Linked DNA regions of Homo sapiens: region 2 is linked to region 1. Evidence: read pairs that join two places in POLR2A ChIA-PET (ENCODE). Cell type or tissue: PC-9. All regions are shown on one strand.

Region 1 (8,000 bases):
GACATAGAAATCTTAAGATATTTCTCTGCCCCGAGTTGGTCCCAAGTAAACCAAGTTGGGAGCTATTCCATAAATGTGAAACAGTGATAACAAAAAGGGGAAAAAAAGAAAAGAAAAATCAGTTGCTAAAGACAATAAGGGGAACAGTGCTGCGAGGTCCTGCCAGATTGCTGGCTAAAATAATTACGTAGAAGCTGATGTGAGCATAGCAGCCTGGGATGATCTGGGAGGACTCCCCAGGGGATGCAGGGTTCTCACTGCGTGCTAAAGAGCAGGAAGGGGTTTTTAAAGGGCCAAGGACATAGTGGGAGCAAAGCAGCAGGGATATTCAGGGGACCACAGAGGAAAACTTGGTTAGAGCTGCTTTCTAAAGCTGCACTGTCCAATCCAGTAGCCACTGGCCATTTGTGGCTACTGAGGACCTGAAATGAGGCCAGTCCAAATTGAGATATGCTGTATATGTAAATATTTAAAGCATCTCAATTTTTATATTGGTTATATATTGAAATGATATTTGGAGCTATTGTTTTGAAATGAAATATGAGATTAAAAAAAAACTTTTGGAGCTACTGGGTTAAATGTAATGCAATAAAACTAATTTCACCTGTTTGTTTCTACTTTATAATAATTAGTGAAATGATTCCATTCTATCTGTAGTAAATTTTATATATCTCTGTAGAGAAGATAGTGAAGTGTAGGACGGTCCTGCCCTTATGTTTGGAGGAACAGGGAGGGTGGAGTACTGGATCTAGTCTGAGGGAAGACCCAGCTCTTTGGAAGGAATCTGGAGGGCCAAGGACCCCAGTGAATTGGAACTCACTCTCAGGTTCCTGGAACTGTATTTTAGCCACCTGCTCCAGTTTGATTCCACAGAAATCTGTCCCACAGTGGCCACTTGTTTCTGGTATTTACAAACGTCCAGAGGGATTCTGGGGGAAATCAGCTGCTCCTCTGGAGGCCCAAGTCCATCTGAAATCACAGCTTGATTTCCAGAACCTAGGAGAGAGAGGTCCAGCTGGTCTTGATGAAATCAAGGGCTACTCCAATGGCCTGGAATCTCCAAAGAAGGTCGGAAGACTTTCTTGAGACATCCCAAGGGGCTTCCCGTAGCCAGGTGCAAGGTGAAGGTTGACCTGAAGCCAGACCTTGATTGCCAGTGTGCTCTAATTTAATCCAGTCCTGTGAAGTCTTCCCAGAGATCCAGTGAGGCCAGTGGCTGCCAGAGTATTCTGGGGCCTTGCTGGAGGCCTCCTGACTCCTGGTCCCCTCAATAATCAGAAATCTAAAGAGGACAAGGAACTGCTGTCATAATTTTGCAGTGTAGAGGGGCATCATATATAGGTCCTTCTCTCTCTCTTCCCCTCATTACCCCCTCTGTCTCATTCACACACGTTTTGTTTGTTTTTTTGTGTTGTTGTTGTTTGTTTGATGTTGTTTTTGTCATTGTTTTTGAGACAGGTGACATTTGCTCTGTCACCCAGGCTGGAGTGCAGTGGCTCAATCTCGGCTCACTGCAACCTCCGCATCCCAGGCCCAAGCCATCCTCCTACCTAAGCCTCAAGAGTAGCTGGGACCACAGTAGCACGCCACTACGCCTAGCTAATTTCTTATATTTAATAGAGACAAGGTCTTGCCATGTTGGCCAGGCTGGTCTGGAACAGCTGGGCTCAAGCAATCTGCCCACCTCAACCTCCCACAGTGCTGGGATTACAGGTGTAGCCACCACGCCTGGCCTCACACACATTTCTAAGTACTCTCAAGGAAAAGAACAAGATGCTCTGAGACTATCTGGGGACAGGGGTGGGGTGGGGGTTAGATTGGGCAGTCGGGACCCTGCCTGAGGAACTGACATAGCTACCAAGAGTCTTGTTACTACCCCTCTTCTGGCCCGCAAGTGGGTATTATTTGTGTTCTCTACCAAGTTTAAAAAGTATTTCCGAAAGGTTTTGCTAACTACTATGGGAGAACGTAAGGTAGGGAAGTAGAGTAAAAGCGGCATAAAGCTGGATAGCCTTATCATGCTCACATTTTTTAGGACCTTGCTTGAAGCCGACTTGCTTCAAGAGCTCTCCTGCCGTTCTTTGGTCTATAAGAACCTCTGAGGAACCTGTACCTAAGTCACAAAGGATCACTGCCAGGGCTCTTACTTCCTGATTTGCAACCTGAGTCTCGTCATAATTATGTTGGCACTGGGATCCAGATTAAAAGAACCAGAGTCCCATTCCCTGCAACCCACCTTGGCCTTTCCCATCTGTCTCTCATTTCTGTTCTGAGGCATTGCCATCCACAGCTGCTGCCTCCTGCTGCGATAACTGTTATTCAGGGTGTGCTGGCAGGGTTCAGCTGAGTCTGCATGACCCTCTTTGGGCAATGCTGTAGACCTGTTTCTGTAACATTTGGGACGTTGTACTCAGTGGCCTTTACGATCTTTTCCAATTCCCATTCCACAAAGGGATTTAAAAACCAGAGATAATCCTGTTTGTTTACTTGGGTTCTGCTTCAAAGCAGAAGACCTCAATAACCTTTTAAGGTTTTTTCCAGCCTTTCTAATTTTGAAGTTCCCATTTCTTTGGGCTTTGGTTTAGAAATTCTACCCCTTTCCCAATTTAACTTACAGCTTCACCACCAACTAGTGCTTCCATTTTAGAGTGTTAGCAGCCAACTCTGCCAGAGTGTCTATGGGTTCCACACACAGCTTGTTTCCCAGTGAATTCCCAGTGAGGTGGTCAAGTCTAAATTTAAACTATGACCCTTCTACCAGCATATGCAAGCCAGGGCTGCAAGAGCAAAATCAGAACTGAACTGTTCTCAGTGAGATGTGTGTGTAGGAGTTAGAAGAGAAAGTGGGCAAGGCTTCCCAAAAGGTAGACCAGCCGCGGGGAAAGAAGAGCAGGAGTTCAGGGTGAGGATAAGTGCAGTTATCCCAAGGGACTGTTGGAGTTTATTGTAGCATGGCTGGGTCCCTTGGAGAAAGTCAGCCAAACTCACCATCCTCTGTTTCCTCTCATTGTAACATACCAATGGCATAACTCACCTGGGTTTGTCATTACCATGGCTTCTTGCCAAGCATTATGGCACTTGTCTCTTATTCCAAAGTCACAGATCCTTGGTTTATGAGATACAATCTGCACATTATGTTATATTGGTTTCAACTCTTGTTTGGTTGCCTGGCTCACATCTTTATTTGTGTTTTTCTGTATCAATGGGTACGTATTTCAAAGACAGGACAGGGCAGTGGCTATAATTCTGGTTGTGGAATGGCTTTGCCAAGTCAGGTACTAGAAAGTGAAACTGCAAAGCATAGAAACTGATTTAGTTTGTAACGTTTAACTCATTATGATTTAGTGACACCTCCAATTTGTATTTATATTTGTGATTAGCATCCTATACCATGAAATTTATATATATATATATGTGATATCATATATGTGACTATATATGTAGGACATTTTTAGAGTGGCATCAGATGTGATTCAAATAGAGCAATCTTTATTATTCTGTTTGATTGTGATTGCTAACATATATTTTGGAAGTAGCCTAGAGGCAGGTTTGGAGAGGCTACCTTGAGTGCATGTGTTTTTCCAAAATGCCCCAGCTCGAAGTAAAGAGGAAAACCAGATTACAAAGCTTCTGAAGCTGGGGTTCTAGCACTCTCTGAAAGTGCCCAGGGTAGAATCATAAACAGGGCTATGACTAAGAAGGAACATGGGCCAGTTGGCCCTCTTGTGCTCATGCGTCATTTTCTCTAAGTAAGCTAGAGCTTTTTGTGGGCAATTCTCTGTCTTTAGTTCAGACCTCTAAGAGCCAAGCATGGGTTAGGAGGGTCAGACTGAGTCCCCCTCCTGACGTTAGAGCTTACTACATGTATGGCATTAGTCTGGTGACCTAACTTTATGGCAATGTCTTCATCTGCGCACTTGGGGAAATACAGGCATCTATCCCTGAGGGTGGTTGTGAAGATTCAAGTGAAAAAGTATGTGTGTATCACTTAGGGTAGTTCCTGGCTACCTGGTATATGGAATGCACTCAGTAAGTGTTAGCTTGAGAACAGCAACATTCTTCCCATTATCAGACATTTCTCTAACTTATAGGGTAATAGCTTTAAATGAGCCATTATGTAGGATGGAAGTAGATTAATGACTATTTCTCAAAGCTTTTAAGGAAAACAGACTTGTAACCTAGGTCTCAAACTATTGGCCTTTTGCCCAGGTTTTGAGCCCTGGGAGTGTCCGTGTTCAAAACAAGTTGCTGATCTGGTAGATCCTATGGCTGATTCACGATGACAATTGTTATTAAAAAGAGATGGTCTCCTCCCAGTGTGTTGGATTCTTAAGTAATTCTTCAACCAGGTCACTATTAAGGACCTTTATATGTATGTATTAGTTTGTACTATTATCCTGTATTCATGTTCAAAGTTGATGATCTTGGATGTATTCCTTTAGTTTCTACCATTATCTGCTATGCTGTGGTAAATATTCTGCCTTTTACGGCTCAGAAATTTCTATTCTGGCCAGTGTGGTGGCTCATGCCTATAATCCCAGCACTTTGGGAGGCCAAGGTGGGTGGATTGCTTGAGCCCAGGTGTTTGAGACCAGCCTAGGCAACATGGCGAAACCCCATCTCTAGGAAAAAAAAAATAGCTGGGTTTGGTGGCACCCACCTGTAGTCCCAGCTACTCAGTAGGCTGAGGGGGGAGTATGGCTTGAGTGTGGGAGGCAGAGATTATAGTGAGCCAAGATCACACCACTGCACTCCAGCCTGGACAACATAGCAAGACTCTGTCTCAAAAAAAAAAAAAAAAAGAAAAGAAAAATTTCTGTTCTGTTGGCAGCAACCCATCAGAGCTTCTTGTATTCAATAACCATACATACCAGTTTTAGGCAAAAAGAAATGACATTTTGGCTAAATATACTATTGGTTAGATTTATAGTTTGCAGTAGGCTTTTTCCAATAGTGAAAATCACATATAGACCTTCATGTTCAGTAGGAAGGAAGAAGTCAGAAGTCCCCCAAATTGACTTTCCTTGGTGCTGTCTACCCTGAGTTAAGTGATATGCCCATCCTTGAGTTAACGATCCACTGAGTGAAATATTTCTCTTATTGTCGGACCTACCCTGGGAGTGGAGACTCAGCAAGGACAGGGTTTCAACTCACAAAGCTGTGAAATCTGGGGTGCTCCCATGAAGAGAAATGGATGCTGGGGAGATGGATGGGTGCCAGCAGATGTCCTCTATGTCAAGTGTCAACCTAGGACCTGTAGTCTAATGAGAAACTATGATGAGTTTAAGAACTGAAATCCCTCTGCCTTCCCTGTTGTACGTGCCCAGAGGACAGAACTACCAGCTCTTCTAAAGGAGTGAGGGGAATGTGTTCAGGGGAGGCCTTGTGGAAAAGTGACACAGGGCTGGGTCTTAAAGGGTCAGGAGGGATATACTCCATCTAAGTTAGGCAAAGAAAATGGCACCAGGAAGGACATAGAGACCTGGATAGGAATGGAATATCCATGGTAACGATGAACAGGTGTGTGACTGTAGCATCCTTAGGTCTTCAGCTTTTGGGAGTCAGCCTATATGTTTCACAAATGACAAAGCTGAGGCTTAGAGAGATTAAATGATTCTCCCAAGAGTACTTAGTTTGTGTGTTCAGTCCTGGTTTCTTCTCACTTACTCTGCTGGCCCCAGTTAATTCCAGTTTTCGTGGTTTTTTTTTTGTTGTTGTTTTGTTTTGTTTTTGTTTTGTCTTTTAATTACTACAGTGGAATCTAGTGCAATTTCACATCATGTGCCTGAAACCATGGGATGGGTTAGCACTTCCAGAAGCAGCCTTTTCTTGTGGGGTATTATTTTTATTTGCATATGTAAACCCTCTGCCGCCAAAGCTCTTAACACAAGCATTGCCTGGCATACACACACAGACTTTTATACCCTAAATAGCAGAGGCCTGGAAATGTTTGTCTACCTTTGCCAGCATCTGACTGTGATTATCTTTAACCACAGTCACACTTGTTTGTCTCCTAAAATAGTATTGACTCTCCGGAGGAGGCTGTTTCTAGTCTTCAAAGCCCTCCCAGATATCTATCTCCTTCTACCTGCCTCCTCCTGGTAGCCTTGGCAGCCTCTAATTGATTCACTTAATTTTCTTGCTCCGTATGGCAACACTCCTGAATCCTTCCTTAAAATTCACAGACCTCTCCTTGTGGATTTTACCTCCCGGAGCCCACCTGTTGATTCAGGCAACTGAAGTGTGGCTCTGCTTGAGATGTTCCTCAGCTATTCTTCCTTCCTGTCCCTGGCTCTCCCTACAGGTCATGCCAATATGCAGGTGTCGACTTCCCCAGAGGATAGTAGCCCAAAGGCCAAGCTGTGTCTGACCTATAGGGAGAGACCCAGTCAATTTTTGAAATGGAGCATCTCTCCCCACAACTCTCCCACGAGCATGGATATTAAAAATGTGTGTCCTTGCTTTGAGGTTCTGTCTCAGAGAAAGTCAATATTCCCATATGCTAGTCTATTGGGTTCCTTTGCCTTAAAGTAAAGGTTGCCTCATTTTGACTTTGAACTTGATGGGGGCAAAAGGGGGAGAATGAAGGTGTTTTTACCTTATAGTATCTAACTATGCCCTCCCACCTCTCTAGAATAATACATTATACCAGGCTAGAAAAACTGCTTCAGATGGAGCCTGGTGATCTTATTTGAGAAGGTCATTCTCAGAGCCATCACTAGGATAAAGAGAGTGAACAACATCAGCTCACACATGTGATTCTGTGTTGCATGCTTTGGACTTGGATTCTATCACCGAGAGATCCCTTCTCTGAAACAGTTGGGGTGAAACATGGGTGGTAGACCCAAAACCCCCACAAAGTAAGAACTCTGAACAAATAGATGGTCAGGACTGCTTTCACGTTTTTTTTTTTTAAATTTATTATTATACTTTAAGTTTTAGGGTACATGTGCACATTGTGCAGGTTAGTTACATATGTATACATGTGCCATGCTGATGCGCGCACCCACTAACTCGTCATCTAGCATTAGGTATATCTCCCAATGCTTTCATGTTTTTTAAGCTTTCTCTATGCCTTGGATAGTGTATTCTCCAGAGTGAGGATGTGGAAGTTATGCATCGAGCCTGAAAAGAGCCACTCTTGGTGCTGCTGTTGGACTATATTGCTCTTCCCAAACCACAAAGGTTGTTTCTTTATAACCTTGTGATCATAGAATTGAAAGTTAAGGTGCTTAATGGTGGAAAATAGTTTGGGAAACGAAGGTTGGAGATGAGCTCATGAAAGCCCTATAAATATTTTTATGATCCTTAAAATAAATTATTCCACTAAGGGGAATAATAGTGATTACTATGTAATTTCCATTCTATTGGGTTAGAATTTTTCAGAGTTTTTCCTGATTCAAAATTTGAACTAGATGTTTTTTAATTTCGTTTAAAATTTTTAATTATTAACTAATTATTTTAGAGACAGGGTCTCACTCTGTCACCCAGACTGGAATGCAGTGGTACGATCATAGCTCACTGCAGCCTCAAACTACTGCACTCAAGCGATCCTCTTGTCTCAGCCTCCTGAGTAGGTGGGACCACAAGGATGTGCCATCATGCCTGGCTAATTAAAAAAAAAAAAAAATTAGGCCGGGTGCAGTAGCTCATGCTTGTAATTCCAGCACTTTGGGAGGCCAAGGTGTGCAGATTGCCTAAGCCAGGGGTTCCAAACCAGCCTGAGCAACATGGCAAAACCTCATCTCTACAAAAAATATATATATACAAAAATTAGCCAGGCATGCTGGTGTGCACCTATAGTCCCAGCTACTCAGGAGGCTGAGGTGGGAAGATCACTTGAGCCCAGGAGGCGAAAGTTGAAGTGAGCTGAGATCACGCTATTGCACTGCACAGGGTCTCACTCTGTTGCCCAGGCTGGTCTTGAACTCCTGGCCTCAAGGGATCCTCCTGCCTCGGCCTCCCAAAGTTCTGAGATTACAGGCATGAGCCAGCACATC
Region 2 (8,000 bases), 140 kb after region 1:
AGCCTTGAATGTGGTTTCATACCATTATAATATGTTCTAGAGTACTCGCCTCAAATCCTTTTTGGAAGTAGGTGGGTCACCAAGCATTATTAGAAATAAGAAATTATGCAGCATCTTGATTTTAGATGCATATAGTATAGGATTTCTGCTTTACGTATGGTTTATTGCGGGAAGGGAAGGGAAAGGGTCATCTCAGAGTCTTAATGAAGCAGATGTGTTTTATTATGGTTTCTATCTAAGATGACCTGTTTCAGATATAGTAACTTTATATATATGGAATGAGAAAAGGCATCTATAATACAGCAAAGTTTCTAACTAGATAATAGAGCATAAGCCAGGCATGGTGACTTACAACTGTAACCCCAGCACTTTGGGAGGCCAAGGTAGGAGGATCCCTTGAGCCCAGGGGTTCAAGACCAGCCAGGGAACATAGGGAGACCTCATGTCTTTTTTTTTTTTTTTTAAGTTTTGAAAAAATAGAGCATATTTTTACTTTTATTCTGTGTGATTAACTGTTTTCTTATAATATGTCCTATTACATTCCATTTAGGTTAGAATGGCTGAGGAGCACTCTGAATTTGTTGTTGGTTTTATTTCTGGCTCCCGAGTAAGCATGAAACCAGAATTTCTTCACTTGACTCCAGGAGTTCAGTTGGAAGCAGGAGGTAAATCTGGTCACTGGTCGTGGCTCTTCCAAAAATGCTTCTTTACCCATGGCAGGCAAAATAAAACTTTGCATATTATTATACACTTGCTTAAGAAAAGCCTTCTTAGTCTAGAACAATAATGAATGAGCCCTTTGGTAACTATGTATCTTTGGACAAGTCAGTTTACTTCTTTTAGTCTAATTGTCTGTAAAATGGGGATGATAACAGTATTGACCTCATAAGGTAATCAAGATGCTTTAATGAGATAACATGTAGAATATTTAACACAATGTCTTGGCACAGAGTAAACACTCTGTACTTATAAGCCCTTATTCGTAAGCCCTAATAATTGTTTGACTAGATATTATAGTTAGGGTCTAGGCTTTTAAGAATACTTAAAGTATCTTGGATTTGGAAGATAATAAGCCATTTAACAGAATGCTTCTGAAACAGCGGAATTTAATAAAAAAGCAAAATTTAAGGATTCGGGTTTATGGATAGTCTGTGTGACCACTTGATGGGGTTCTTGTATATGGTAGTGGTCAGGTTAGACTTGCTCAGCAGTGCCTTGTGGTGATTCTAAGATGTGTGCTAAAATTTTCTTCAATTGTGAGGCCAATCTTTATTGTATTTTTTTGATATTGAACCTTTCTTTGCAACATATGAGTTTTACTTCTTTTTTTAATATATTGTTAAGCTACAGATGATCTAAAATTTGACATTGAGGGGGTGAATATTTAGGGCAACTTGAATTTATGCTTCTGGAAAAAAATTACATGAAAAAATAATGATAAAATAAATAAGGCTGGGTGCGGGGGCTCACGCTCGTAATCCCAGCACTTTGTGAGGCCGAGGTGGGCAGATCACCTGAGGTCAGGAGTTCAAGACCAGCTTGGCCGACATGGTGAAACCCTGTCTCTACTCAAAATACAAAAATTAGCCGGGCGTGGTGGTGCACGCTTTTAATCCCAGCTACTCGGGAGGCTGAGGCAGGAGAATCGCTTGAATCCGGGAGGCGGGGGTTGCAGCGAGCTGAGATTGTGCCATTGCACTCCAGCCTGGGTGACAGAGCAAGACTCTGTCTCAAAAAAATAAATAAATAAATAGGGCGGGGCGCAGTAGCTCATGCCTGTAATCCCAGCACTTTGGGAGGCTGAGGCGGGCGGATCATGAGGTCAGGAGATCGAGACCATCCTGGCTAACACGGTGAAACTCCATCTCTACTAAAAAATACAAAAAATTAGCCAGGCGTGGTGGCAGGCGCCTGTAGTCCCAGCTACTCGGGAGGCTGAGGCAGGAGAATGGCATGAACCTGGGAGGCAGAGCTTGCAGTGAGCCGAGATAGCACCACTGCACTCCAGCCTGGGTGACAGAGCGAGACTCCGTCTCAAAAAAATAAATAAATAAAAATAAATAAATAAATAAATAAATAAAATAAACTTTACCATTGAAAAGGAGTTGGTGATCATCTTTCTCCATTTGACGTCTCTGGCCTACCCAGTGAGTCTCTTCAGCTCCTGTTTTTACGCAGTTGCTGTACAAAAGGGGAACGAAAGTAGGGGCATGTTTTTATTTAAAGCTGGTTAGATACTTTTTCAGAGAAGTCATGTGACAGGTTTTCTGATTTTTGTATTATGTGAAACAACAATTTTTGTGTTTCTTGCAGGAGATAATCTTGGCCAACAGTACAATAGCCCACAAGAAGTTATTGGCAAACGAGGTTCCGATATCATCATTGTAGGTCGTGGCATAATCTCAGCAGCTGATCGTCTGGAAGCAGCAGAGATGTACAGAAAAGCTGCTTGGGAAGCGTATTTGAGTAGACTTGGTGTTTGAGTGCTTCAGATACATTTTTCAGATACAATGTGAAGACATTGAAGATATGTGGTCCTCCTGAAAGTCACTGGCTGGAAATAATCCAATTATTCCTGCTTGGATTCTTCCACAGGGCCTGTGTAAGAATGGGTTCTGGAGTTCTCATGGTCTTTAGGAAATATTGAGTAATTTGTAATCACCGCATTGATACTATAATAAGTTCATTCTTAAGCTTGCTTTTTTTGAGACTGGTGTTTGTTAGACAGCCACAGTCCTGTCTGGGTTAGGGTCTTCCACATTTGAGGATCCTTCCTATCTCTCCATGGGACTAGACTGCTTTGTTATTCTATTTATTTTTTAATTTTTTTCGAGACAGGATCTCACTCTGTTGCCCAGGATGGAGTGCAGTGGTGAGATCACGGCTCATTGCAGCCTCGACCTCCCAGGTGATCCTCCCACCTCAGCTTCCAGATTAGCTGGTGCTATAGGCATGCACCACCACGTCCATCTAAATTTCTTTATTATTTGTAGAGATGAGGTCTTGCCATGTTACCCAGGCTGGTCTCAACTCCTGGGCTCAAGCGATCCTCCTGCCTCAGTCTCTCAAAGTGCTGGGATTACAGGTGTGAGCCACTGTGCCCAGCCTAATTGCAGTAAGACAAAAATTCTAGGGCACCAAGAGGCTAAAGTCAGCACAGCTTTTCTTGTGTCCTGTATTCTCTGTCTAATGTGTTGCCCAAATAATACCTAATTGTTAGCCATTCCCCTCCATCTCTGGCCTAAAAGTGATAGTCCAGGTATCCACATGGGCTGGTTCCCAGAACTGCCATTGCTCACTCTCCAAAGAGGGGAAGGTGGGGAAGGGGAAGGTGACTATAGCTCAGCTCCTGAGCTAGTATCTGGCTGTTATTTCAACAACCGGAGTTGGGGTTTGGGCTCATTTTTTCCCCTAGCCAGCAATTATGGACCAGTAGTAACACAAGTGACAGCTTCCTGTGACTGACTTCACAATTAGGAGGTCTAAGATTCCATTTGGGTATTTGCTTAAGGATCCCACATAATTGTCCCAACGGTCATTAGTAGAGGGGAGGTAAGCCTTCATTAATAATAAAGAGAAAGCCCACATTCAAGGTGGTGTTTGAGCAGGGGCAGGGTGAGGGCTGTCCCGGTGCTCATTGCACCAGCACACTCACATTCCTTCTCATTTGGGGCCCACCTGCAGGAAGTGGCACAGGATCAGCCATTTCCCCACCCTTGTCAGCTGATGGCCCACTGTTCTTTAATGACTCAGAGGAATGCCTAGGATTTTTTTTTTTTTTTGAGACAGAATCTCACTGTCGCCCAGGCTGGAGTTCAGTGGCACGATCTCGGCTCACTGCAACTTCTGCCTCTCTGGTTCAAGCAGTTCTCCTGCCTCAGCCTCCCGAGTAGCTGGGACTACAAGCCTAGGATTTTTAACTCAGGTTTTTATTATATTCCCTCCTGAAGTTTTTACTTCAAGAGCTTCTGCTCTAAAGTCCAATTTGGGCTTCATGTCCCCAGTGCTGCATCTCCAGGGAAATGCTGTCTGTGGGAGAGACCAACTCTCAAGGAAGAAGTGGCCACAGAAGGAGCAGGAAGGGAGTTGGCCCTCAGGGCTACTCTGGGGAAGCCAAAAGTCATGAAGGGGAGAAGAATTTTCTGACAAAAACTTGCAGGAATCTCTTAGGTGTCTTCAGTGTTGGAGTGATATGTTGAGAGGCCTTTGGAGTGATGTGCTGAGGTCTCAGGCGCCCACCTCCCTGGCTGTCACTTCCATGTGTCAGTGGTTCTCCCACTTTAGCAGGTATCAGAGTCACCTGGAGTCTTGTCAAAACAGGTACCAGCCCCACCCGCAGCGTTTCTGACTCTGGGTAGCTCTGGGATGGGGCTTGAGAATTTGCGTTTCCAAAAAGGTCCCAGGTGATGCTGCGGTTGCCTGCGCAGGGACTGGACTTTGAGAACCACTTCACTGGTTATTCACATTTCTGCCTCTGCAGTGAGACAGCCTTGAGGTCTGCCTCCTGCTAAGAGTCACATGCTCCTGTCCTTTAGAAATGTGGGCTCCTGCCATCTCCAGGACGCAGGCACTGTTCCTGTTGATGAACCCTATTTCACAGGACCCCTGCTAAGGTGATTTGAGGGGAAATGAGAGGAGGCTCAAATAATCACCCAGCCCCTGCCACTTACTGAAAGTGTAGGTCCTTGTGCCCCACACCATCAGAGTTTCTGCGTTAGCAGATTTGTGGTTTGCCCAGCAGCCTGGGCGTGTGCATTTCTAATGGGTGCCTCAAGTGATCTGTTTCTGATTTGTATTTCTATTGTGAAGAGTCAGCCCAGTACTGCAGGCCTCTTACCTAAGCAGAATCCCAGTCTGGCATCAAAGCTTTAGAGGACAAGTTGATTCAGGCAGAGAAGAACTTGGGCTATACAAGCGCTGTTCTTCAGCATTGAAGTATTTTGGAGGCATTAGATAGTTTAACCCTTTCTCAGTCAAGGAATATTTACAGAACATGATCTCTGGGCATTGTAACTCCTGGTCTTAGTGGGGAATATAGGGACCCCATGTCTCCATGGGGTGCACAGAATGTCTGTGAGACTGATGGAGTGGAGAACGCCATCCCCCAGCCTCTCCAGCTACTCGAGGCATTCTGTAGAACATAAGCCCATAGATTGTGTGTGTGTGTGTGTGTGTGTGTGTGTGTGTGTGTGTGTGCATGCGCGCGCGTGCGCACTGGAGGAACCTAAGAAACTATTTGGTGCACTTCCTCTTATTTTAGAGCTCCCAAAGTGTAGCTCCAGAATCGTAAAGGGATATGCTCAGTCTCACAGCCAGCCTGTGGATCTCAGTCCCAACACTCACCCTTGTGCTACTGAGTCAGCTCTAAGAAAATCTGCCAAAAGTAGGCCGAGGGCTGGTTTTTTGTTTTGTTTTGTTTGTTTGATACAGGGTCTTCACTCTGTTGCCCAGGCTGGAGTATATCATGGCTCACTGCAACCTTGACTTGGGCTCAAGCGATCCGCTCAAGTAGCTGGAACTACTCTCAAGTAGCTCTCAAGAGCCTCTCGAGTGGCTGGAACTACAGGCGTGCACCACCACAGCTGGTTAATTTTTAAAATTTTTTGTAGAGACGGTGGAGGAGGTTCTCACTGTGACTCAGTGTGTGCCCGACAGCAGAGCCCACACCACTCCAGTTGCAGTGGTTGCCATCTGGGTCATCAGACCTGGCTGTCAGGGGTGCAGCCACAGGAGAGCCAACAGCAGAGGGTGCTGGCCGCTGAGCTAGCTGCTAATGCTGGCCTGGGTGCAGTTCTCATCCAAAGTACCCGGTGGGTGGGAGTCACTCAGTACCAGTTCCGAGCCTGAACCCAAACTCTCGTGTTTCTGCTCACCCCTCTCTGGCTTCTGCCACCACATGGGAAGAATATGCCCTGGTTAGCCCATGGCTTCTGAAGAGCAAGAGAAAGTAGAGCAGAGCCTACTCCAGCCTCCCCCGTCCAATGTATGAAAGCCCCAGCTGATCTGTAAGCCTGGGAGCGTGATAAATGCTTAGTAGTGCATGCCATGGAGTTCCAGGGTGGTTTATTACACGGCAATATCTAGCTAAATACATTTAACTTGCTGCAGCTCTCTGGATCCAGCCTGGTTACCAGGAAGACAAAAACTGGGCTCCACCAGGAACCAGTCTTCTGCCTTCCCAACCATCACCTCTGGCTGCATCAGCGATCTCTCCCAGCGAAATAGCTGCTTGGTCTTGTGTGAATCCTGTACTTTAACACAGTGGACCAAGTGTCAGTCATTGAAAATGACCATGAGTAACCCTGTGGACTCTCTGCAGCTTGGTTCCTTTGCCCCTTAACAGGTGGGTATGAATCGTGTCTTCAGTGCCAGGGCTGAATGAGAAAGGGCATTCCTTTTTGAAGGAATCTGATACTAAACACAAAGCATGAGAAAAATCAGGACTTGTTGGAGTTATATTTTTAAAATATATATTTTAACAGTTATATATATTAGATATAATATATAATAGTATATATAAATAATACTATATTGCCCAGGCTGGTCTCGAACTCCTTAGCTCAAGTGATCCTCCTGCCTTGGCTTCCCAAAGTGCTAGGATTACAGGTGTGAGCCACTGCTCCCGGCCTGTTGGAGTTCTTTACATTTATTTTATAATCAATGCTGTTTTATTAAATGCGGATTTTATTTTGGATTACAGGATGTAGAATGCCATATTTTTCTTAGATCATAGGGCCTTTCACATTTGTAATTTGGCCTTGTATGAGTTACCCTGCAATCCCTTTGTTTTCCCCATAACCCTTCCAAAGGAAGGCCGCAATAGAAATACAAAGAGAAACAAAATAATTAGAATATTTTTTAACTTCTAAAGTTCAAGGTTTTGGCATAAGTCTGGTTTAGAAGCACATTTGCCTAGCCCTTTCCTTCCCACCAAGGGGGAAAGTCTTCCTCTAGACAAGAGGCAGAGGGCTCCTCAGAGTCAGATCCTGGTGTGGGCTCTCACGTGCTGCTGCTGAATCCCAGGGAAGGAGGGAGGAAGGGCAGTTGACACCCAAAATAAGGGTGGGGAACTGTCAGCAGAGGAGGTCTGTGTCATGTTTTTCAGCGCTGGGGTTGGGGGGAGCCCAGGAGAGCAGGAAGATCCAGAGATCCCTCGCCCCAGCTCGGCCATGTGTGTCTGGGACAGAGCCTGAGGTGGCCTGAGCTTCCTGTGGCTCCAGAGTAACATTATAGAGAAGCTGAATTCTCCTGTTTTTCTGAAAAGGGCATGGGAGTTAGCTGAGAAGCAGACCTGGTGGGCCTGAGAGTCTCAATCGTCAGGTAAGGACAGTCAGTGGGAAGTGGACGGGCCGCACAACCAAGGTTCTCATGAGGACAACCATGTCTTCGGGGGTGCCCTTGTGCACAGACAGCTCCATAGTCCTGCCTCCAATGTCCCAACACTGCATTGTCTCCCTGCACTTAGCAGCCCTGCAGGGTGAGACTTGGGGAGGATCCTGAAATGATTGTATTTAACAAGACATGCTGTCCTTGTTTACCTGGAACCTAGCAATGTTGTTTTCTGCCACAACTTGAATAGATACTTGAAGCAGAGATGATGTTGAGTTAAAAAAAATATATACATAAAAATATGGGTTCTTTTCAACCTGAATAGATGGCCTAAAAATTCAAACTTGCCTCATGGCATTTGTTCAAGGAAAACCGGTATAGGTAGTCTTTGACCTCCTTTCCTCCCTTATCCTTTGTTCTTCCTTCTGAGGACTAAACTCTGATTTATTTATTTATTTATTTATTTATTTATTTATTTATTTATTGATCATTCTTGGGTGTTTCTCGCAGAGGGGGATTTGGCAGGGTCACAGGACAATAGTGGAGGGAAGGTCAGCAGATAAACAAGTGAACAAAGGTCTCTGGTTTTCCTAGGCAGAGGACCCTGCGGCCTTCCGCAGTGTTTGTGTCCCTGGGTACTTGAGATTAGGGAGTGGTGATGACTCTTAACG

Evidence for each region. ChIA-PET counts read pairs that join two places held together with the same protein. Peaks named below come from ENCODE experiments on the same cell type or tissue, not always from the same donor. Only the 100,000 strongest peaks of a DNase experiment are listed, where the experiment ranks them.
Region 2: POLR2A ChIA-PET joins it to region 1 with 11 read pairs; 4 of 35 experiments call an interaction of 5 or more read pairs at or near these places.

The regions. Positions count from the first base shown.
Region 1 is chr3:124,597,241-124,605,240 of GRCh38, forward strand. All of the region lies in intron 34 of KALRN (kalirin RhoGEF kinase), which reads left to right. Among named protein-coding and RNA genes, the nearest start is that of UMPS, 130 kb to the right of the region's middle. In PC-9, no CTCF peak of the experiment used is centred here; a DNase peak (open chromatin) is centred at 3,061.
Region 2 is chr3:124,741,602-124,749,601 of GRCh38, forward strand. UMPS (uridine monophosphate synthetase) reads left to right here. Exons shown (of 6, transcript NM_000373.4): 5 at 551-665; 6 at 2,314-7,672. The coding sequence ends at 2,483. Among named protein-coding and RNA genes, the nearest start is that of MIR544B, 13 kb to the left of the region's middle. In PC-9, no CTCF peak of the experiment used is centred here; no DNase peak of the experiment used is centred here.